3 separate regions of the Mus musculus genome follow, and all the other regions are linked to region 3. The links are chromatin loops, found by intact Hi-C in ENCODE. Cell type or tissue: left cerebral cortex. All regions are shown on one strand.

Region 1 (8,000 bases), 210 kb before region 3:
TGGCCAGCTAGTCCTTGCTTGTCTCTGCCCCTGTAACTGGTCCCTGCCTGGGGTGTCAGTGCTCATATTGATCTAGTCCTTCTCCCAGGAACCTTCCTACTGAGATGCTGTCCTCTCTCCTCTTCTCCTCCCTTTCTGAACTTGGAGACGACCTACAACACCCACTGTTCTATCTATGCCCAGATTGCCCAAGCTCCTACCTTGTCCCTAGAAGGGTTATTGGCCTGCATTCTTAGAGTTTCAAGCTTAGACATTTGGATTTAGGCTTTAAATGTTGGGTAATTGGGGATAAGGGATAGAGAAATCTAAAATGTCTTCATCTTATAAGTAAATTTTGGGGACTAGAGAAGATGGCTCAGTGGTCAATGATACTTGTCCCTGCCCAGCACCCTCATGACAGTATATAGCCACCTGTAACTACAGTCCCAAAGGCTCTGACATCCTCTTCTGGCACCCATGGGTGCTGCATACATGTGGTGCTCAGACATACAAGTAAGCAAAACACCCACACACTCAAATAAATAAATAAATAAATTTTATGAAAAATTGCCTCTAATAAGATTAAAGACTTAAAAATTAATATAAAGCCCTTCACAGTCATGAACTTGCAAAAATTAAATAGAACCAGGGCGGAGCAGTGGTGGTATATGCCTTTAATCCCAGCACTTGGGAGGCAGAGGCAGGCAGATTTCTGAGTTCAAGGCCAGCATGGTCTACAGAGTGAATTCCAGGATAGCCAGGGCTACACAGAGAAACCCTGTCTTGAAAAACCCAAACAGAACCAGGGCTAGAGAGAGGGCTCAGTGGTTAAGGGCTCTCTTATCGGTCTTGTAGAAGACCAGCGTTTAGTTTTCTGCACTCACATGGGGTAGCTCACAACTTCCTAGAACTCCAGCTCCAGGGAATCTAATGTCTTCTTCTGGCCTCTGTGCACACCAGCATGTACATGTGCATACTCGTACAGAGACAGACGGACAGATGGATGGGCAGACAGAAACAAATTCCCTTCTTCTCTCCTTTCCTCTCCCCACTTACGCTCTGTATTTTCCCATCCAGCAAATTTGGGGACTGCCTGTGTATGATGTTGGCAGGTGCCGGGGAGGCCACCGTAACAGATGTATTTCCTCATCTCCACAAAACACAGCCATCTCATTCATGAGACGGAGGGACACACATCAGCCTCCTAGATGATACCTAGCTGATGTTTGCTTGTGCTCAGGGGGAGCCCCTGGTGTAACTTGCTTTGGGGTGCAGAGGAAGAAGCCACCCCAGGGGTGCAGAAGTCTGATCTGGAGCTTGAGAACTCTATGGGATTTCACCAGAAGGGCGAGAAGGGGAGCGCGCTCCACGCTCTGGATCAGGAAGCCCCGTGGCCAGGTGCAGAGGAGGGTGGGGCCTGTGTAACAGGGCAATGCAAAGCATTTCTTGAGTCTTCCTGCATAATCATCACTCATACCGAGTCTAGTGCTGAACATTCTCAAAGCTTTTCAAGGAACTTCGACCTTCACCAGCCTCTCCTATGTTATTGGCCAACTGAGTGACAATTTTATAAACAACGCCAACATATTTAAGTGTTCTCAGTCTTTGCCATGAAGGGAGTGTGATCCTAAGAGAAGGGGGGGGGGGATGACTCAGAGGCAGGGACTCTGGAGGCACCTGCCAGCTCGTCTTTTTATGTTTGAGGAATGCCCATCAGTGGCCGCATTTGAGGCATCCTCACATTAGGCAGGAGGTATCCTGAGACTATTTTTTTATACAGTAAAGGTTTGTGGGTACTCCTGACAGAAGTATATCAAGCCATCCCATCGTCTTGGAGGAAATTTGTGCCTAGAAAGGGAAACAGACACAATTACTAACCTTAAGGAAGAATTTAGTATTCTCATATTAGACCTTTCAAGATCTGTACTAAAACTTTCTTGGGATCTCCAAAAGTAATATTTTCATTTTAGCTCACATTAAAAAAATATCAGTGCTGGGGAGATGGCTCTGTGAGTAAAGTGCTTAATGTACAGGTTTGGGTTCTTATCCCAGCATCTGTGTGAAAGCGAGGTTTAAAGGTAGTGGTGGTGGTGGTGGTAGTGGTGGTGGTGGTGGTGGTGGTGATGGTGGTGGTGATGGTGTGTGTGTGTGTGTATGTGTGTGTGTGTATGCAGATGTGTGTGAGTGTGCAGGAATATGTGTGCAGGTCTGTGTGAATGTGTGTGTGTATGTGTGAGTATGTGAGAGTATGTGTGAGTAGGTAAGCATGTGTGTATGTGTGAGTGTGTATGTATGTATATGTGTGTGAGTATGTATGTGAGTGTGTGTGCATGTGTGTATGTGTATCTGTATATCAGAGAGAGAGAGAGAGAGAGAGAGAGAGAGAGAGTAAAAAAGAGGGCCAGTAGAGGAAGCCAAACTCTTTATGACAATCCATTCCTATTCAGTCTTGAGAGAACTAACCCTATCTCTGGAGAGGATCATTAATCCATCATGAGGGAAGGCTCCTCAATTCATGAACCCAAATGAGTTTTAAAGACTCCATTGCCTCATGCTCTCACACTGGGGAATTAAGCCTCCATGTGAATTTTGGCAGGGACAAACCATATCCTGACCACAGCACATGGCTTCGTTTATCTAACCCTAACTTCATTTTTTGGGGGGACCCAAGAAGAAGGTAAGATGCAGGAGACAGGGAGTCACTGGGGTCCCAAGGAGGCATCTATAGAAGAGACCTTTTATTTAGGGGCATAGTAGACATTTACTAAAAAGGAGGGTCATACTGACACAAAACTTCTTCCTAAACATGTGTGTGTGTGTGTGTTCAAGAATGAAAGCTCATTTTTACCCAGTACCCATAAGGCTATTCAAACTCACCCTGCAACAAGCATCAGGCTCTCCTGGGTATCAGGTCCTGTGGTCACAGAGATGCCAGAGTGCATTCAAAGACTAGGGAAAGAGAAGGGCAAGTGCTTACTTGCTTGCAGAGACTCACACAGATTTTATCGAGCTGGGTTCTAATCTGTAGGATATGTGTAGCCTTGGTCTCTGTGGTCCCTCTTCCCTGATCCCAATGGGCCTGGCAGCTGTGTACATTCTGAGCTGTACCTGGTTCTCACACAAGCCTGGAATGACACATTCCTCCACACGGGATGGGACACCCACAGAGAAGCCTTTTAAATCCCCTGCTGTGACACAAAAGCAACAAAAGAAAAGAAAAGAAAAGGGAGACCAGCCTTAAAGGTCTCTCCCCCATTCTGCAGGTCCTTAGTGGCTGAGTCTTTGACATTTTCCTACAAGCAAAACTTATGACCACAGTGAAGGTCTCCTCCCTTTCCAGACTCAAGCTTCCATCTGAAGAATTTCTCAGCTCATGCTGGGTTTTCTGGCTGAACTAAGAGCTGCCTGAGACATCGTGGGTTTAGTCACTGCCACCCGTTCTAGCCTCCATGAAGACACCAAGGTCATGGGCCAGGTCTCCTCTGGGCTGGCTGAAGACCACAGGGGACAGAGACGAGCCACATTAATGAATGCCCATTACACACTGCTCAGGGGAGTTTGGGTATCAGAACAGGTTATTAACCAATTTCTGAGCTATGAGACTTCATTTTTGGTGTTAAGACAGAAAATACAAAATATTGCCCAACTGCAACAGGCTTGCACATGCAGTTAAAATGATAACTTCTAAGAGATATAAAGGTTTTGCACACAGAGTTTGTACCTGGGATCCATTTGAGCAAATATAGGTAAGGACATTCTTAAGAGGAAGGTTTGCTCTGCCTTGCCAGTTTCAGCATCTTTTGGAATGGGGCTTTCAAATTGAGTCAGTATAGACCTGGCCTCTGGCCACGCGGGTGGAATTGTGGGAAATAAGATCCCTGGAGAAAGGCCTGTCTGAGTTCATTTCTGGACACTACAACCAAGGTCTTTAGAATAGCAAGGGGGTCTTTCACAGTTAAGGGGAGACTCCCTCTTGCACAGGCCTGGGCCTCCACAAGGGAGCATGGTTACTCTCTCTCATGTGGGGTTTCAAGCAGGAACCATGCCCCACACCTCAAAGGCTGGACCAGCATGTGGACCCTAGGTGTCACAGGCATTGGGAATTCATGATGGCTGTATTTTTGAAGCAAGTTGCATCCGAGAGTCCTATGATCAGCAAACTGTCCTTGCCCCTCCCTCTTCAAGTAGACCCCAGCAGGGACAGCCCCGGGTCCTGCTAGCTTGCACCAAACTATGCCTGCCTCTGTGATCACCACCCGGGCTGCCAGGGCGCCTTTCCATCGGTTAATTAGAAGCCAAGTCGGTGGAGCCCCCCGCCCGCCGCCGCCCGCTCTGCCCGCCAGGGGCGCCCTCCCCGCTGCCCGCCGGCCCTTTGATCGCCCGCGGCCCGAGGCCCGCAGCTCGCAGCCCACACTGTGGCGGGCAGGTGGCGGCAGCGGGGCGCGGCGAGCTCAGGCGCACCGGTCCCCGGGCCGCGGCGCGCTCCCCGCCACGCCACACATCAAGGCCCGGCCGGCCGGCGGGCGCCTTCATTAGCAGCCTGAAATTATAATATTATGTTAAAGAACAAAGCTGCTCCCCAGAAAAATATGTGCTGCATATCTGACAAAGATAAATTGGATTATTCAAAATATTCTTGATGAAATGTTACATTTTGCAACTAATTATCAATCTGTTTTATCTGTAGACCAGCTGGGCATTTTTGTGCATGCAAGACCGGCCTCCGCAATGATCTTAAGATGTCACTGCGGCGTTTACATCTTTTATTTCAAGGTTTAAATAACTGGGAAGTAGCTAATGTAATTCACTGCTGAGAAGAAAGGCAAGCTTCTTGATTCCTTTCCAAAGCCATCTCTTCCTAATGAACTTCTTTGGACTGTGAGTAATGAGGCTTTATTCAAATAATGTTTAAGGAAGGCTCTGTCAGTGTAATCTTGGGGAAAAAAAGGAGGGGGGCAATGTTTAATACATTTAAAACATCTCTATTCATAGCGTATTAGCCCCCACCAGCCCACAACAGCACTTACCGGTGAAGACACTTGCTCTTGCCCGTGGGAGCTTCAACTTGCAGGCAGGTTTGCCCTCTTCTGCTGCACAAAGTGAAGACCACAGCCAGATCTTCTAGTACCGAGGGGCCTGAGAAACAGATGCGGCATTCTACATTTGTCCCTCCACCCCTAATTTTTTTCTATCTGGTTTTATCTTGGGGATTGTGCCGATATAGTTTAATTGAGTTGTGGGCATTCCCCCCGCCCCCCTCTGGTTTGAGACGGCAGTTGATTCTAGGTTGTTCACGTTTTCCTTGGATATTGGTAGCTAGAAAAGGCACTTGGTCTGCTTGTATGGGGACCGCAGTCACTCCCTACCTTCCAGGTAGCAAATGTATTTTGAGTGACCTTGTGTGACTGTGGACTCGCTCTCTCGCACAGATGTACTTTCTGACCCACCTGGCCTTTCAGTTGTAACTCAGAGACTAACGGAATCTTCCTGATTGGTGCTTTAGACTTTGGGTGTTTTTGTTTTTTGTTTTTTTGTTTGTTTGCTTGTTTTTTGTTTTCCGGGTTTTTGTATGTTTTGTTTTGTTTTTTCAGCTTTCTTTTGGCCAAGCTCCACGGAGAAGGCAAGGCTTCCCACTGTATGGATGAGGAACCGGAAGCCAAAGAAAGGGGATGCTGGGCTGTGCTCAGTGATACCCCGAGGATACCCAAGGGGCCTCAAAGGAGACACAGCCGGCACTGACACATGTTCTGAGCGCCCCACTTAGCAAAGGATGAAAGATGGAGTTGTAACCGCTGGGAGAAACATGTGGGGGACCTGTCACTGTGTGGATTTCCCTTCTCAGCTGAAAGGTCTTCAAAGTGCCTGTGAGGAGCATGCCAAGGAAAATCAACAGCCATTCTCCCACCGAAATGACAGAGCAGGCATCCTTCTTGCTCTCCTAATTGATATCATTGTGACTGCTTTTCCATAAAATTATCCCCAGACAGGTTCTCAGAGCTGTCACCAAGCCATTTGAAATTTTGCATGAAGCACGTCTCTGTATGTGTTGCCTCTCTGCATGACTTCTTTCTTTTCCTTCTTTGGGCCTGGCTTTTACAAAATGTCTTTTGTACTCTTCACAGAAGAGAATAACTTCTGACCTCACTGTCTGCCTGGGTCTGATCCCTGGGCATTTCATTTGGCAATCCCAGGGTAACAGTCGAATGATAAGATGTAAAGGTTTTAAGAAATGAGTCTTGGACTTCCCTGAGTCCAGTGAGAAAGGGATTTTTCTTTGTTTTAAAGTACTCTTTCCTCCTCAGATGTTTCTTTGGTGGATTCTTGGATATCTGGAGCTCTGCTGAGCTCCCTCCTTCTTGGTTTCCTGCTCCCAACAAATAATAATTATTATTTTTTCCATACAAAGTGACTTTGGGGTTGTCCTTATCTGATGCTGAAGTTCCAAAATGCCCAGTATGGCACACGCTTGAGATCTCAGCACTTGGGAGGTGAAGCAGGAGTTCAAGGTACTTAGGAAGCTCAGTACCAGCCTGGGTTATTTGAGGCCCTGTCTCAAAACAAAAACAAAAACTGAAACAGTTCCCTCCATAATGAATGCATAGGCGACAAAAGAATACAGTTCTACATGGTGGTATGATCCACAGAATAAAAATATCAGATCCTGTTGCTGTTTCTAATATCATTCCTAATCTAAATATAATTTAAATTTTGGAAGCCACCAAATACCTTTTGTTTTCTTTAGTACTAAAGGGTAGGTGCCGGGGCTGGGGAGATGGCTCAGCAGTTAAGAACATTTGTTGCTTTTGAAAAGGACCTAGGTTCATTTCCCAGAACTCTGAAATCTGACAATCCCTTCTGCACCCCCCCCCCCGTACCTACATACACATGGAACAAGTACATATCCACAGGCACACACACACACACACACACACACAAGAGAAATTAAAATAAATCTTAAAACCAGAAGTGTATATGTGTGTACATGTGCAAATTAATTACCTGTCTGAACAATACGTGGTGTAGAAAAATACTAGAAGTCCTCTGACTCCATTGACAGTGATATCCATATCTTTGTCCACCGGACAGCCACTCTTGTCCTGTGTGCGTAAGGAGCTAGTGCTGTCTTTAGGTCTCAGTGATACTTGGGAAGGTTCTTTAAATGTCAGAACTCAGGGTTTCAGGGTCACAACCTTTTCTGTAAAGACACCGACAAAAGCCAGGCTTAGGGACACAGACAGCGGGCGGCAAGAAGATCAGGATTTCCAGTCCACTGTGAGCTGTAGAGTAAGCTCCAGGAAGACAGTTTGGGCTACATGAGATCCTGTCTTTCAAAAGAAAAAGAAAAAAAAAAAAAAAAGAAAAAAAGAGCAAGTCCCTTGGGTTCTCGGGCTCCACTATTGCTGCTGTCTCAGCTCCAACTACTCAATTCATATGTTGGCAAGAGAAGGCTTCCATCAGCAACATTTGATAAATGAACGTGCCTGTGTTCCTACCAAACTTTATTTATGGACACTGAAATTTGAATTTCATATATGAAATTTCATGTGTCATGAAATATTATTCTTCTTTTAATTGTCTCCACCATTTGCAAATGTTGTAAGCATTCTTAGTTTGTGGGCTGTAGAAAAGCAGACAGTGCCTGCGTTTCTCACTGGGCTGTTGTTTGCCGGTGTGATTTTTCCATGTTATTTTGGGCCATTCCAGCTGCCCTTGGCTCTGGCTTGATGCTCTTATGGAGGGAATGGCTCCTTTCTCTATGAATATGGGACTTACATGATAGTAGACACCTATTAACTTTCTTTTACTGTATAGTAAGTTGCCTCAAGTTCTGTACTTTAAAACAGTATGCACTTATGGTTTCCAGCTGGATTTGGAAGCTCTGTGCACTTTTCTATACTTCCTTAGGAATTCACAAAGCCAAACCCAAGATGTTGGCAGGGCCAGGCTCTCATCTGGGTGCTGAGGGGGCTACTGAGTCCTCATAGGTTGTTCTTAGACTTCAGTTCTTCACAGAGTGAGGC
Region 2 (8,000 bases), 1.3 Mb after region 3:
GAAAGGCGCGCGGGAGGAGATTCCAGGAGAGGGAGGGACAACAAGGGGCTGGGAGAAGAGGGTACCTAATGCCCCTTCTAGGGATCCACACTCCCTGCCGCCACCAGGGCAAGAGGCGCAGCTCAGTCTGATTTCTAGGCAGACCTAAGGCTGCTGAAGGGCCAGTGTGCCCACATCTGAGCCCCGCTGGGTGTCCCATGCTTTCTACCCCGGCAAAGCCTGCTGAATACAGGGCCGGGGTCCACGTCGGAGACAGGTTCCTCCAGATGCCCCCTCTCCCTCCGGTGGCCACAGGAGTTTCGGGTCCCTGGCCTGTTCTTGGGTGCGGCAGTGACAAAGAAGGCTGGGCCCTCTCTGGGCCGACGGAAAGAGCGCTCAGCCTCTCCGGCGACCCGGAGCTGGTGTCCAGCCTGTTACATGGTCCGTGCGGTGGCCAGATCTCCCCACCTCCAACCGCCTGAAAAGCAGAGCAGACACTGCGGGCGCCAGGGACCCTGCCCTCTGCGCCTCCCAGCCTGGGTGAGCGCGCGCCCTGCGGCTTCCCGACCTGGTTTCGAGGAACCGGGAGGGCAGCTGGGAGCCGGCAGCGCGTGGGCTCGGAGGCCCAGCTCGGGAGGCCCGGATTCGGTTCCCAGGCGCTCGGCCCACCCAAAGGAGATCTGTGCGACGCGCGACAGAGGCCCAAGGGACGACCTGGAGATGTCCCAGGCTCTTTCCTGCCACGAGAAATAAGGCCCTTCTGGTTTTAAAAGAAGAAGAAAAAGAAAAGGTTTCTGGGCGCAAGTGTCGCAGGGCAGCCTCTTCCCGCCGGGCCTGGGGTAGCTCTTCCTTTTTTTGTGAATTGGTGGTGTGTGTGCGTTAATATTTTAATTAATCGGGAAAATCGAAGTCCGATTTACGTTATCTGGGGACCCCCCACACGCTACTTGGAAGGGGTGAGAGAAAAGATGTGCTGGAAAGCAATCTATTTTGCTGGTGTTGGGGGTTAATGACTATTGCCAAAGATAAGTGAATTATCAAAGCTGTTGCGCCAGTCCCATCTCAAAATCCATTACGGGGCCGGCCGTCTAATTAAATACGTAAGTATAATAAAATCATATTTTATGACTATTTGAGGGTAATGAGATTAGTCTTTAGAAGCGATCGCCACATATTAAAAATGCCACTGTCTATAGAATGTTAATAACCTTAAATCAAAGTGTATGGAAACTCCTCACGATAAATTAAAAGAAAATTTCTGTATTCCTAATAAGCCCAGCATTTTCCACTTACATCAGACCCCCCATGCAAGAGGTAACACTTTGCTCCTGGAAAGACAACACAGAATAAAGTTGGCCATGGGTGGAGGGTGAGGTTGAGAGATGCTTTGTCTCTGTGTGTTCCAAAGCTTGGGAGCTCACACTGGGTGAGCGACAGGGCCAGCGTCAATGACAGAATATGCTAAATGCCTTTTTAGGCAGAGATGAAGTTGGGAAAGGGGTACAATGCTCGCTTTGTAGCACACTTCCTAAAATGTCCAGCCTGGGCTGGAGGTGCCCGTCCTTGCGCTAAGGCAAGTGTCATGCTTAAAATCATTTACAGTATCTTTAATTCAGATTACACGCGCCAAGGCGATTTAAATCTGATTACCAAATTAGAAGGTTTAAAAGCAAATCCTTCTAAATCTGATACTGTTGACTAAAGAGGGGGAGAAAAAGTTCCATAAGCCCATCACATAAGGTAACGATCCTGCCCCAGAAAGAAAGGGGGTTTTAAACCTTTTTGACAACAAATGCAGCTGCCCCGCTATTTTGGACGATATTAAGCGAAAATGAATGCAAATCTGTGTTCGGCAGCCATCTGGCCCGAAATGGGGGAATCAGCTGTCTCACAACAGGCTCGGGGGCTGAATCCATTTCAGCTCATTTTCTACATCATCTGGTCGCGCACCCAAAGCGTGGAAAATACGGTCTTTATCATTCACCAACTTTATCTTTTTTGTCACTCTACGGCTGGCTCTGAGCTGTGAGCACAAGGTCTAGCCGTCCAGGAAGGGTCTCCACCCTAGCCTGCTGCAGAGGAGCCTGGGTGGGCAGCCCCCACCCCATGCCACCCTCAGATTTTCGATTTGATAGGCAGCGAGGGACAGAGCACCTAGGCCAGAGGGTGGGGGAGGGGCTGCGGATCAAAATCCCTAGAGCCTTCCAAGAGTCTGGGAGCACCTCCCTCAGGAGCCTGCTCCACCCCTCTCAGTTCCTTGGACAATCAGGCAGCCAGAATCCAAAAGGGGAGTACGCAAGAGCTGGCTGGTACTTTGGAAGTTGCGCGGACGCGCTCTGGTCAGTGACCTAACCATTCTCCCAGACCTCTCCTAAAGGTCAGATGGGCGTCCAGGGACCTGGTTGGGAAGGACTCGACCTTTACGGTGGGCCCTGCGGTCCGCGACTGCGGCGGCGATCACTCCGGGCCCCGCGCCCAACGCGATTTGCACGGGTGGCCCTAGAGCTACCGCCGCCGCCGCCTCCTTGGAGGGTGGGAAGTATTCCTTTTGTGCGGATTTACGGGGAGAGGCTTCAATGAGCCCCCTCACATTTGCATTTAAATAGCAGCATCAAGCGCTTCGCGTGCCACACACCAGTGGGCTCCCAGATGTCAAGCCGGAGTCAGTCAGATGGCCAGTGCCCAGCTGTCCTCCCTATGTCGTGCCGGAGCAGGCAGTGACCTTAAAGAGACAGCGCTCACCGCTCCTGGAGCCCGACTCTGGGTCCCTCATGAGAGTCAACTCTTCAGCCTCTGTTTGTGGGCATCACCTAAAATCTGGAGGACGGTCCAAGCTCCCAGGACCTGCCTCCAGACTCACAGGGCACTATGTGTCCTGGCCGCAGCAGCACGCCATTAGGTTCTCCTCCCTGCCCACTCCCGGATCAGTATGCGCCAGGAAGACACTTCCCCACCCTCCTCCATTCCCTGCCCCCAACTCGGTGTGGAGCAGGGCCTGGAAGGGGGGGAGGGGTGACCTGGTTCTGGCTTCTGATCTACCCCCTTGAATTTTTCACTAAATTGTATCGCAGGGTACTAGGGATACAGGGCACCAGGTGCCACAGAGGCAGCACCTATCCGATGTCCGGGGTACCCTATATGTGTTCTTTCTTGCTCGACAGCCAACGCCGCAACCATCCTTCCAAAAGTAATAAACTTCATTTCCTGCGTTGAGAAGCCCTAGCCAGAAATTCCTGGAAGCAGCCGTGGGAGTATCAGAGGTACACAGGCTCCGGTGAGAGCTGCGCCTTCTAGGGGCACAGGGCTCCAGGCCCAGGTTACCTAGTTACGTCACTGGAGCCTTCGGTATTTTGAAGGGGTGAGGAGCAATGAGGCAAAGTCCCGCGATTTTGTGTCCACACCTCCAGAGCTTAGTTTCAGAAGCTGCCGGCCCTCCTCTCTTCGGTGCCCCGGGGTCGCTGGGCCTTGAGCCTTTCTCCAACCTCCAGGATCATCGCAGGCAGGGGTTTGCAAGGAACTTCGAAAGGGAGAGCAGGGCTGGTTCTATGCCTTGGGGTTGGAGGCCCGAAAAGCTGGGAGAGGAGCACTAAGATTTCTCGCACTATGAATGGGTGGAATTGCCTGACCGATTCAGTCCCTGGCCGAGGCCAGGGTTCTACCTGATGGCATAGGGTCACTTCAGTCAGTAAGCGGAAGAAATGTAAGGGCTCCGCACATGGGCAATTGCAACCTGTTTACCTGAGCAGCAAAGGAAGCTGGCCCAGGTTCGGTTCCTTTCTGGGACCAGAGAATATGCTTTCACCTCTCTCCAAGAGAAAATGTAAGCCAAATGGACCTTTGGCAACAGGAGCCAAGGCCAAGTTGGGCATCCCTGTGCCCTTGAAGATAAATAACTGAGCACCTAGTACCTGACACATGCGACGCAACAACCCGCACCTCTCCCCTGCCTTAAAGGGCAGGAAGCTCGGTGGGGTTCAAGAGAAAAACGTGAAAACTCAAGGGTCGTAGGTTCTGGTTTTCTGTGCCGCCTCCTCCCACAATATTTATTTTGCACAGTTAAGGTTCCTGAATCCCGACCCCGGGTACAGAAGAATTTTCTGAGTGAAAAACGTGTAGGCGCCTCCTGCGGAGGCGACCAAGTTTGACAAACAGCGCCTCCTGGGGTGGGGAGAGCGGAGTGCGCCGCAGCAGAAAGGAGAGCTAGAGCGCTCACCCGCCTCAGGACTGGTGGCCCCTTCCGCTCCTACTGGATCCCAGCATCTGGTTCCTGACTCTTGGACAGCCAACGCACCTAGGCCTTGCTGAACTGATAACCTCAAGGGCATGTAGAAAGCACCACTCGCCGCCGTCTAGTCCTAATTGCTGCCCACGTGCGCCTGCTTTCTGGAGCCACCCGGAACAGAATACGGGACACCTAGCCCGCGCTGCGAGCTCCACGCAAACTCCCTAGCTGGAGAGAAAGGTGCCAGCCAAGTGATCCCGCGGAAGCAGCAGACACGACCAGGAACTCGCTCAACTGTATCTCTGGGAAGCCCCAAGACTTCAAATGGAGCCCAAAAGAGCCTGTTGTGTGCCTGGGTTCCAACAGCGTGCAAAATTAGAAGGCAAACAGTTAATTATTGTCTCTCTGCCCTTACTTTTCCCTATCTCCTTCGGTCACTTTGGCTGACCCTACAGTTCGGAGTGAGTCCTGAGGACTCTTCAGACACACCGGGAATCCCAACTCAAACACGCGGAAGCTTGGGTTTCTCCCATCCCACCTTACAACCTTAAAGGTCGCCTCTCCGAGGGGGGGGGCACTTTGGAGGAGCAACGGAGCTCTGAAAGACAGCTGGTGTGTGGCGGGGTCTCTCAGACCCGAAAAGGAGCAGCGGTTTAGCAACAAGCTGGGATTTCCCTAGCTGCGTTCAGCGGTGCTCTAAAGGCGGTCCTGTTGGATGCCCCAGAACCAGCGCCTGGGACACGGAGTCCACACTGCCTGCCCGCGCCAATTTACAAAGCAAACTTTCCCTAGAGAAGTTTTTGGATCGAACAGCGCACAAAGTGCGCCAATCAACACTTAAACAGAACCAAACAGTACAAACACGGATCGATCAGATAATTTCAGATATTATAATTGGCTTTAATTAAACACACTGCGTTCTAATTAACTCTGAAATTTTAGCATGCTTTGGGACACTGGTGTCTGATTTGATATTGTCAGTCCAGATGTCCTAATAAAATTCAATCCTCCACTCAAGACTTCAATACTCTCTAAGAACAAAATGCAAATTAAATGTAAAACCTAAAGTATCGCCAAAGGTATAATCAAGAAAGGTGTCTCAAAACTTCTCACTTTTTATTACGCAGTAGTTTAAAAATGCAGATTACATCTTAACAAGACTCCTCCAGCAAGCCATAAATCTTAACTCTTTCCTGGACGCTGATGGGTGCCATGTTCTAGCCCTCGAAAGTTTGCCAGTAGAATTCCGTATTGAAACGCCAGTTAAAGGAGTTGGGAACGGGATGAGGGTGGACCCAGAAGGGTGGCCTTTGACAGCCATTGAGGGCATGCTCTCTTCCCCTTACTTTTCTCACTCCTTGCCCCATGCATGTTAACCCAGACGCTACACTGCCATCCCTGTGCGCAGATGGGTGAAGTGGGGTTTGAGTTAACCAGACCTACTCAGATGCTGGAACTGCGATGATGCCTAAGCTGAGAGGAAAAAGAAAGCTCACTGCCCCTGGGCAGATATGGTCAACTCTTCCACCTGGCAAGAACAAACCCTTTAGCTCACGGTCAGGGGGCTTCTACGGAGGAGTATTGGGTGGCGGGCAGCAACAGGATTGCTCCTCCAGGGAAGCCAGATGTGGGCCGTGAGACCGGGTATGCCTGTGGCGACACGCTCTGCAGCGACTACATTCTTTATCAACTCCGAGGGTCTGCTAAATTTTACGGACTAGAATGAGTCCTCCTAAAAGAAAGCTATTCCCACATTAAACGTGTGTATGTTTTCCATACTAATGGAGTCACTTAAAGCTGTTGCTAATTTAACTTTTTAAAAAGGCCACACTGATGTAATTTGCATTTTCTTTAGGATATTGAAATAAAGAGAAAACTGCTGGGCGGCGAGGCTGCCCAGGGCATAGCTAGGGGCCATGCAGAAATAAAAACAGATAAAGAAAAGAAGAAAGAAAGAAACCGACTTCTCTTCTAGACTATTAATAAGCAATTTGTCCCGCTGAAATTTACATTGCAAAGAGTAGAGCAGCGGCAGCCGCAGCGGCGGGGCCAGCACAGGCCCGGGCAGGGAACTCCACAGCACTGGTGGGGGCAGCCTTTGGGCGTCCGGCTCGCCCTCCCCAGCGGTCTAAGCGCTTTTGAAGTTGGTGTTCTTGCCACCGATCCGAAGACCCTCGGCCAACAGGGTCTCTTTACGCCACTGTCAGCAGGCTCTTGCCTTTGCAGAAAGAGGAGGCTACCTGTGCCAGCGCCACCCCAAATGGGGACTCACTCGGAGGGTAATGGGTGGAGGAGTCCCTGGGAAATGACACTTTGCCCAGGGACCCCTGGACCTGAGGATCCCTAGCTCTACAACTACTGGCCAGTCCTTAAACTAGAGGGAAAATAATAAGGGTCATTTGGGTTTTCCTGCTTGGCCAAGCTGCTTCTACGGTTCAAGTGAACTGCGAGTGTGGAGCTTGTGTCGCCCACCCCCGCCACTGCCCCGCCCGCGCGCCGCCCGGTGGAGCGGCGACTGGCGAGTCTAGCGTGGGGCCAGGGCGCCATCTACGGGCGCTGCGCGGCTCAGGCCGCCGACGCCCTCGCCTCAGAGCCCACTCCACCTCCTGCCGCCGGCGGGGCCCGCGCTCGCCCGCGCCTGCATCGCGAGGCCTGCCACTTATCACAATTACCCGACGCTCCCGTGCCTTTTTGCTTATCAAACATTGCTTGCGAGTGATGCCAAGTTTTAGACAGTAGATTAAAACTTTCCAAATGAAGGCGCTCTCCTGCCTGCGATTTTTAGGGGCGAGATTAATAAAAGACACGAAATGTAAGGATAACACAATTTGATTTGTTAGTCTAACTCCGCGATTTGAGACTTGATGTCCCCAAAGACCAGGCGAGCTTTTCCCCTTTATTTATTTTTATTAAAACATCAATCTGCGCTGGAGCTGGGTGAACTCGGTTTCACCTGGAGAACATAAAATTCTCCATACCCGAGAAATAAGCACCTTTCATAAATCAATGGTATTCCTGACACATCGATCAATTTGGGGTTGTTAATCCGAAAGCAGGAGTTTTAATTGCTTCCCGCGCTCTCATCCAGGCACCGACACGCCCCCTCCTCTTCCCCGCCTTCTCCTCAAGGGTCTCACTTTTGCTGAGGCTGGGGGTGGAATAGGGATCGAAAAATCCGGGTACTTCAACTAAAGCCCCGAAACCTTGTTCTTCCCTCCATGGGGATCCTCGCTCGCCTTCCCGGGATCCTACCAGAGAAAGCCGAATGGTCACGCCACCCGAGCCGCCAAGCCTCCCTCAGTCTTCGCCCGCTGCCACCGCGCTCCCCGGCCCCACAAAAGTTCCCTGCGAGGCCAGACCCTCGCGCACCGAGGATCTGGCTCCGCATCCTGTGTCCCTCGCCCCGCCACACAGCACAGCCCACCCCTGCACCCTGCGGCCCTCCCTGGCGCCCAGGTCCCGCCGCCCGCGACGCGCGAAGTTCAACTTTGCGGGCTCTGCGGCCGCTTCGGGACCGCACTGGGGCGGGAGCCCCCGACGGGATCGCGCGGAGCAGAGCGCTTACCTGAGCCGCCGAGCCTCTACTCCGACGGGCGTGGCGGGCGCCGGGGCCGCGAGGTGCCAGCGTCGCCTGCGGCGGGCTGGAGGTGTGCTGCTCCGCGCCTCCCCACGTTCCCACCTCCGGCCCTCCGGGGAGAGCCCACGGGCCGGGCCGCGAGCGCGCCAGTGCGCACGCGCCGCGCTGCCTTCCACCGCGGGCGGTGGCGGCGACGCGGCGGGCGGGGGGTGCCGAGCAGGG
Region 3 (8,000 bases):
GTTAATTACATTTAAATGGGCGAGTACTATTTTGGTATCATTCATACGCCTCCAAAAGTACTTTCCAGTTTATCATACCTGTCAACCTCAGCGCATCACAGGCTAATACTTTATTAAGAAAAAAATCATTAGGGAACCGCTGATCCCATTTAAGTACATTGGGCAGAATGTAAGACTAATTAAAAAGCATATTTTTACATTATTAATTTCCAAGTTTCACACTTAATGAATGTGAAATGACAGGGCTACTATTTTTACACTCTGGCACTCTGGGCTTCCCTGTCTGGGGAATTAAATTCTGGGGGGGTTTTGCAAAGACCTTGCTTGGGAGAATTGTTTTCAAGGAAAGCTAAGTTTACGTAGCTGTGCCTTTTCCTGAGAAATTGCACTAAAGCACATAACAGCCACTTAAAAAGACTAGTTAAATAGATGTTATTTTTTTCATCATACAGCTATAAAAGTATTTTAGATGAGGTGTAAAATATGGTTTTTAAATGATATTATGATTTGCAAACACTAAAAAATAATTGCGGTGCAGTTGAGAGAGAGAGAAAACATCTAATCTTTATTGTGTAAGACAATGTGATAAAATATTTTACAGCCAAAAGCTCATTTTACATCTGGAAAATTGTGTAAACTGATGAAGGAAAAAAAAATCTCATTAAAACGAAAGGTTATTTTTTTAATATTCTCAGAACAAAGCAACACATTACAACTGCATTTTTCTTTTTCTCTTACATTTATTAAATCAGACAAGTGCCTAACATTCAATATAAATAAAAGCATAAAACGACAAGACAGTGCAGACCAACAGAGATGGATTGTGTCAGCATGTGGAAGAGTCACGCTAAGAACAACCGTGGGTGTTCTGTGGGCTTGTTAGCGATATTCAGTTGCACGGATACGTTATTAAGTATTAGGTGTTCCGTTACTTAAGACTTTGCTCCGTGTACACTGGCTGTCCATTCCTACCAGTTCCCTGCACACACAGCCTGTTTTTATAGGGCTATGCAAGCAGGAGAAGAGGGAGGGGAAAAAAATCCTTCTTCTTTTTTTTTTTCCATTTCTTTTTCAAATGTGCTTACAATTACCTCTCTGTATTTTTATTGTCTTTTTACAAACCACAAAACTCACACTGGAGGCGAAGCTTAACCGCTGAGGCTTTTCCTCCTGTAAATATTAGGAAATTACATTTGTACAAACTGCGGGGCTTTGTAAACGGGGGCTGGAGCGCCTCCAACACAAATTAATCAGGATAAAGTTGCCCTGTGTTGAACAAGACCATAGTTTATTTTCTTAAAGTATTAATTTGTCAACAGCTTTCCTGCCTCGGCGTGGCTCATTTGGCGGGCAGGGAAGGAAGACACAGATGTGGCCGGTGAGAGCTGAGGTTTTCACTTTGTGGTTTTAAGAACTGATCACAGTTAATCAAAACAAACGTGTACTTAATTTTTCAGCATCAATGTCCATATAAACCCTGAATAACACATGACCAAAAAAAAAATCGAATATCCACACAGGTGGATGCCCCCTTCCAAGGGAAAAGGGACCCATTGCATTCCACGTTGGATAACCGATGTCCCCTTGGATTTTTAAGAAAAGGATTTCCAAAAGAATTGCTTGGAGATTCTGCATCTCGAATTTTCAGTTCCTTTACCCCCGGTCCTAGTCCTGAGGGTGGTATGCAGCACAGCTCTGTGTCTTCTGGGTCCTTACCACATTGTGCTATGTTTAATTATAACTGCAATCTTCTTAAAATATGTGTTTCTTGTTCTGCTTTTGGAATGCAGAAATGTGTGTAACGACCTCCATTTTTCAGATTTGCCAAAACAAATTAAGGAAAATGCTTGGCTCTCCCCTTGCCAAATGTTTACTGCCTTTCCAGGAAAGCAAATCTTATTTGTAACGTATATTAAACCTGAAGTAAATAATGCGCCCTGTCAGAGGCGAACACATTTCGCAACTACCAACAGTGACCAAGTTTGCTTTTTTTTTTTTTTGATAAAAATAGATCGGATAAAGGATTTCTTCATTTAAGGAGTTCATCTCTGTGTGGGTGGAAACGGGCTTCTCATGAATCTGAGATGCTTATCTGAAGGAACTGACAAACACAATAAACTGAGCCCCACCGAACCACTTATCCAAGTATTTCTCAAAAAAAAAAAAAAAAAGAAAGAAAGAAAGAAAAGAAAAGAAAAAGCAAAACAAAACAAAAATCCAACCCACCAACACCAAAAACAACAATAAAAATCACTCCAAGCCTTCTATGACCAGGTCTCAAAGCTAATATAAATGAAGTCTCTAAAATCCTACTTTAATTTTTTTTCTCTCACCTAGGCATGATAATAACTGACTCATTTTAGGAGTCTCCCCCTCCTCCTCCCTCTCTGCTCCAAGCACAAGGGCAGAAGCAACAGGCCCCCTCTGGAGCTGGCCAGGTAGGGGTGAGGGGCCGAAGTCCCCTTCCACCCCTTAACCCAGCCAGTACAAATCATTTATTTTCCACACGTCACCACACGGCTTTCGAGTGCAGATCAACTTTAAGGCAGTTTAATAAGGGCCGATTCTGAGCAGCATCTGTATTAGCTGCCTTTCCCAGCCTCTCAGGTCTTGCTAGATTGTTTACATTAACATACATCTTCAAATATTATTGACACTCACCTTGTTTTATTAGTTTGCATTTACCTCATTCACCATTTTATTATTCAAGATTTCCGTTGTTGCCAAGTATTAATCAATGTCTGATGCTGTGCAGTTGGGCAAGCTGCACGCAGCCGAGCGCCCCTAGGGTTACCACAGCCAAGAAGGAGAAAAGTGTTTTAGACATGTACACAACATGTGGTTTACAGTTATCATTAAATGAGGTGAACTGGGACCCTATACATATGGATTCTGAATTGCATAAATTTTGATTGATATCATTTGAAGACCGAGGCTCTGAAAGGCAAGATTTTGTGAAAGACGATACACAGACCAGCTATTACCACATCCACTCATACCAGGAGAAGTCTCTGAAATGAACGAGGCAGCTGGCTTTTAAATAGCTAAAACATAACATCAGTACTTATTTTGAATAATGAAAAAAGAGGTAAAACATGTTGACCCTTGCCTGACAGAAACATGCCCAAGAGTGAGACTGGCCCCTGGAGGCAGGCTCTCCTATCCAGTAGCTGCCAAGCCTTGCTCTCTCGCTCTCTCCCCTGCCTCCTTCTCACCACCCCCTTCCTCTCTCCCTCCTCTTTATCTCAAAACTAAAAGAAAAAAGTAAATATTTTTTTGAGCATTAAGCCACAATGGACAAGCAGCCAGAGAAAGAATTTTCAAAAATTCAGGAAACACTTGAGAGGTAAAGCCAACATCCTGAGACAGAAGACAGGCCAGTTTTTGACACCAGGTCGGACCTAAGAGAGGCCTAAAACCCCCCAGCCAGGAAGTGCATGCCCGGGGTCAGGGCCCCTGAGACAGGAGAGCTCACCAGTATCCACGCACCACCGAAACCAACAGGCCTTGTCATGGGAAATTGGTTGAAAATGTGCTGACCCGCATAAAACTTTTATTAGAATCCGACAGCAGAAGGAGGACCTTCCAAGGATTCACAGGTTGGGAGAGCTGAGGAGAAAGTGTGTAGCCAGACTCAGAACCCTGGATTTCCTTTTGGTGGCCCTGCTGTCCCTTTGGGACTGGGTGCATCTGGGGTCTAAGAGCCTCTCAGAGCTCCTGGAGGCTTTCAAGCCATAGTCCTTACAGTCTCCACACTGTGCCATCGAGGCCAGGATTGGGACATTATGTCCTGCACCCCAACATCACTGGAATGGAGGGTGGAAGTGCAACACCCCCATACCCCCGACTCCTGCTGAGCTCCTGGGCAGGCAGACTTTCTAAAAAGGGAAAAGGGACATAAATCAGGAAATTAAAAAAAAAAAGTTTCTGCACATTTTCAAAACCCACGTTGCGTTCTCTGAGGTCCTTTTCATTTTAACCAAATCAGGGGGAACTTGTCCTCACAGCGGCAAGGCAGATGGAACGATAAATCACAGGCGCTGTTGACTGCCTGCAGTGCACTCTCCGCAGCTGTCACTTTTTGTCTCTTTGGTTTTAGCTGACATGGTTTGAGGTCCACTGTGAACCGATCTGGACTTTTTTTTTTTAATATTTTTTTTTTTTTTACAGTCATATCCATCAAAACGACCAGTGGCCACCAGCCCTTTACGGCTATTGATCGAGTGGCCCTTGCCCCCTCCAACCCAGTGCCATCCTGCTCTTAGGTGAATCTGGGTGGGGGGTGCGCCTCGTTCTCGTGGATTTTCTTCTTTCTTTTCTTTTTTTATTTTCTTTTTTTTTCTTTCTTTTTTTTCTTTTTTCTTTTTCTTTTTCTTTCTTTTTTTTTTTTTTTTTTTTTTGGCCTCCAGCTACAGCTGTGATTTTCTGAGCAGTCTTGGCTCCTGTTATTAAAGTTGCATCGGGCTAGAAGCGAGCAAAGCAGATAACAGCCGCTGTACAGCCGAGCTGGGAAGCCCGGCAGCCTGGTTCGTGTTGTTGTGTTTTTAAGTGCGTGGACGCGCGGGCAGAGGCTCGGAGTTTCCAACTCGTTGCTTATTTTGCAGAGTAAACAAGCAAATGTTATGTGCATAACCTTAGCTGTCTCGCTAAAGGTCAGAGCGCCCCGGCTCATTTCCCCGGCTGCCTTTTGGGGGCACTCTGATGCCAGGGATTTCTTTGGGTGTCGGAGAAACAACATGAGCTCGGCTAACAAAGACTCATTTTACAAAGCTGCAAAACAAAAACATTGATTACATTTGAACCCGAGTGCGCTAGTTTGCTTCCCTGTGCGAAACGCACACCCACCCACGCAGGAGCGCAAAACGGCCAGTGGCTGGAGCCCAAGGGCCTGGAGGCCAAGGGGCAGCTTGAAGACCACTTGGAGAAGATTCCCTGGGGCCGGCCTCTAAGACAGAGGCCCTGGACAGATCTGGGTTCTCTGGCCATGGAGTTGCCTTTCAGAAGCCGGTTTCAAGTTTCCCTTAGCATTGTGTTTTCTACCAAGGCTCCACTTCACTTCAAAGTCCCTGTGAGTGCTCTCATTTAAGCCTTGGTAATTTCACAATTGTACACTGGCAATACCAAACAACAAAAAACAAAACAAAACAAAACAAACAAAATACAATCAGTAGGTGGGCATAGGGACCTTAGCTCAAAGATACACAATTAACAACAACCAGAATAAGAAAAAAAAAAAAAAAAAAGACTGCTTTTAAAAAAAATCCCCAGTTAGGTCAGGTTAAATTTATTATATTCTTTTATAGCTGAACTCTATAGTTTTGACGTGAGGCGACAGCTGAAATGTACCAGAGACCTTTGGAATTTCAGTACTATATATTATAAAGAGGAAGGAAATACGGTTGTGCAATCAGAAGCTAGGTGCTTGTCTTAATATGTTCAAGGAAAAATAATTTTAATTTTTGGAATTATTATTATACCTTTTTTTTCTCTTTTTAAATTATGGAGTGAAGTACGAGAAAAGCAGGGCCTGTAACATAGTGACTAGACAAAAACATTGGCTCTGTCAGAAAATTTCAGATTGCTACAGTAAGATGACTGGAAGATGAGGCTCCTGCTTTTACATGAACCACTAAGTTGGGCTAGCGTGCTACTCTGGATGTCTAAAGACTGCTTTTGTTTGGGTGATTTTTCGGCTGAGTGTGTCTGGGCTTGGGGTTCGAACCTGAAATTTATGCAAAGGGGTCAAGGGCCATCTCTCTGCTCAAAGTTCAATTCCAAGTGGGGAGAATTATTTTCCAGTAAAATTATTCCACATTGAGAAGAGTGGGTCTGTCTTTTAGGTTCTCCTATTTAGCTTAGCCATTGGAAAACAAATAGATTGAATATAGAATCTATGCAGGAAACTGTGTCCAGCTCCAAGAGCCTTGTGCTGGGTCAGGTGTCTACAGAGAATTTTGTAAGTCTCTAACTCCTGAACCATCAGAATAAAGAGTGTGTGTCCCTAAAGTCCTGCTCAGACCCTTTGCAGATGCCTCTGCCCGGGATCATGCCCGGAGCTCAGAAGCTCAGCATCGCTTTCTGCTGTCTTGTCACTATTGTTCTGACACAGAAACAAACTATCAGGCTGCTGTTGCCCCTCAGAAGGGCTAGGGTACCACTCTCTGTAACATTGTGGGCGTGCTGCCTTCCAAAGATTCACCTAGCTTCTAGGTAAACAAGCTGTATGACTTCAGGAGACAGAAGTTGTGTTCAGACACAGGTGGAGAAAAGACAACATAAACTGAAGAAAAAAAAAAAAAAGCCAAAAAACCCGAAAGCACAACACAAAGAAGTCAGACAAGAAAAGATGAAACAAACCTTTATAGAGAAAGACTGCATTTCTTTGTGCTTGCTAGTTTGGAATGAGTGGGAATCTGCCAGAAGTGGCTAGTTATCAAAATACAGAGGCGGACTCTTCAAAGACAAGTGTCTGGAGCCCCAGAATGTTTGTATATGACTACAAGAAATTAATTCCCTATTCCTGGGGAAAGGCAAAACATATCTCCTCCTTCTCCTCCCCTCGTGTGTGTGTGTGTGTGTGTGTGTGTGTGTGTTTGTGTGTGTGTGTGTGTGTGTGTGTGTGTTTGTGTGTGTGTGATTAATGTTTTTCTCTCAGAGTAGAGTATTATTTGGCACAAAGAGTTGATGAAAACGAGAGCAGGTCTCAAATTCTGCCCTGACCGTGGAGCCACTGAACCTTCCATCTGCGTCCCCAGCAGACCCTTCGTACTCAGTGGCAATTAAGGAGTCTGCACTTTGGTTTGCATGACATATTTTTCAAATCATGCAAACTGCTAAGAGAGAAACCAAATACCTTTGTAAGCCAGTGTTCCTTGTGCCTCCACCCCCCCACATCTGCATCCTAGGAGGGAAAAGGCTGGTGTCAGGCAGGGACGACCTGAGCAGAGTCCTGGATAACACCATTGAGGAGTCAGTCTACTCTTGATTCCCACTGTAGGGCTGACTCTATCTCCTCCTCTAATAGTCCTTATGCAGCCTAAATGTCCCCAGGCTTCACTTCTGCTGCATTTTTCACCTTGCTGACAGAATGCTTGCTTGATCTTTTAGCCAGGAGGTTGAGAGCTATAGCAGACTGGTGATGGTATCTTGGAAGAGTGTCTGGGATAGGCACCATACTCAGATATTCAGCAGGGCTGGCAAAATGCCTTGATATTATTGGCATCTTGTCTTTATTTTATGTGCTAAATTGAGACAAGGGGGAAAGGCATTTTTTAAATGTTTATACTTCTGTTAACTAAGACATAAGGCTTTAAAAAGGAACACATTTTTCTTATATTGGATCTTGGAAGGAACAAAAGGGGAAAGCCAAACCAAACCAAACCAAAACCAAGCCAAAACAAAACAAAACAAAACAAACAAACAAACAAACAAAATAATAATAATCATGGTATTGTATTTTGTGGATTTCTTGTGTCTCCTAGATTACTTGCCATTTATTAAGCGTAACCCCTGCGGCATGCTTCCATAAGTGGTACCCAGAAATATAGAGGAGCTCAATAAATAAGCATCATCCAGGATAAGAAGCTAAAGTTGGGCAGGCAAACCCAACCTGGCAGGTTGCAGATGACAGGCACAGGTAGGAGAACACTCTGTTCCCATTCAGGAGCCACAGCCTGGCTCTGAGGTTGCTTTGGGTGTCTTCTGGTGGCCTTTTGAGCATCACAGTGTGTCCTCCTGTTTTTGTTATCAGTAGTCACATCGTTGTCGATAAGGTTTGCTAAAGAGAACAACCTACAGAAGAAAGGTGGGTTTGCATAGCATCTTTACTCTAGCCAATGAGTCCATCCTCCAACCCCTGACTCTTTTCTCAGCATTCCTCCCCTCCATGAAGTTCAAGGTCTGTCATAAGAAGAGAAAATGACCGGAAGACAGAGACAGCTGGACTTTCAGCAACACTTGACTATCTTAAAATAGTGTGGCTGTGAGCAAAATAAAAACAT

Evidence for each region. Peaks named below come from ENCODE experiments on the same cell type or tissue, not always from the same donor. Only the 100,000 strongest peaks of a DNase experiment are listed, where the experiment ranks them.
Region 1: it touches region 3 in a loop (3-fold over the local background); 3 of 42 quality-filtered maps call a loop at or near these places.
Region 2: a loop joins it to region 3, with 4 times the contacts of the local background. A loop is called at or near these places in 12 of 42 quality-filtered maps.

The regions. Positions count from the first base shown.
Region 1 is chr7:135,849,334-135,857,333 of GRCm38, forward strand. It overlaps 6330420H09Rik (RIKEN cDNA 6330420H09 gene), which reads left to right and starts at 4,786. Exons shown (of 2, transcript NR_166518.1): 1 at 4,786-4,857; 2 at 5,571-6,643. In left cerebral cortex, a CTCF peak has its summit at 4,287; a DNase peak (open chromatin) is centred at 4,442.
Region 2 is chr7:137,314,921-137,322,920 of GRCm38, forward strand. It overlaps a transcript of Ebf3 not described here. Among named protein-coding and RNA genes, the nearest start is that of Ebf3, 4.5 kb to the left of the region's middle. In left cerebral cortex, CTCF peaks have their summits at 4,128 and 6,744 (motif pointing left); DNase peaks (open chromatin) are centred at 148, 371, 1,423, 4,193 and 1 more place.
Region 3 is chr7:136,056,052-136,064,051 of GRCm38, forward strand. The region is part of intron 1 of Gm51502 (predicted gene, 51502); the gene reads left to right. Among named protein-coding and RNA genes, the nearest start is that of Gm51502, 12 kb to the left of the region's middle. In left cerebral cortex, a CTCF peak has its summit at 4,687; a DNase peak (open chromatin) is centred at 4,680; H3K4me3 peaks cover 640 bases; H3K27ac peaks cover 566 bases.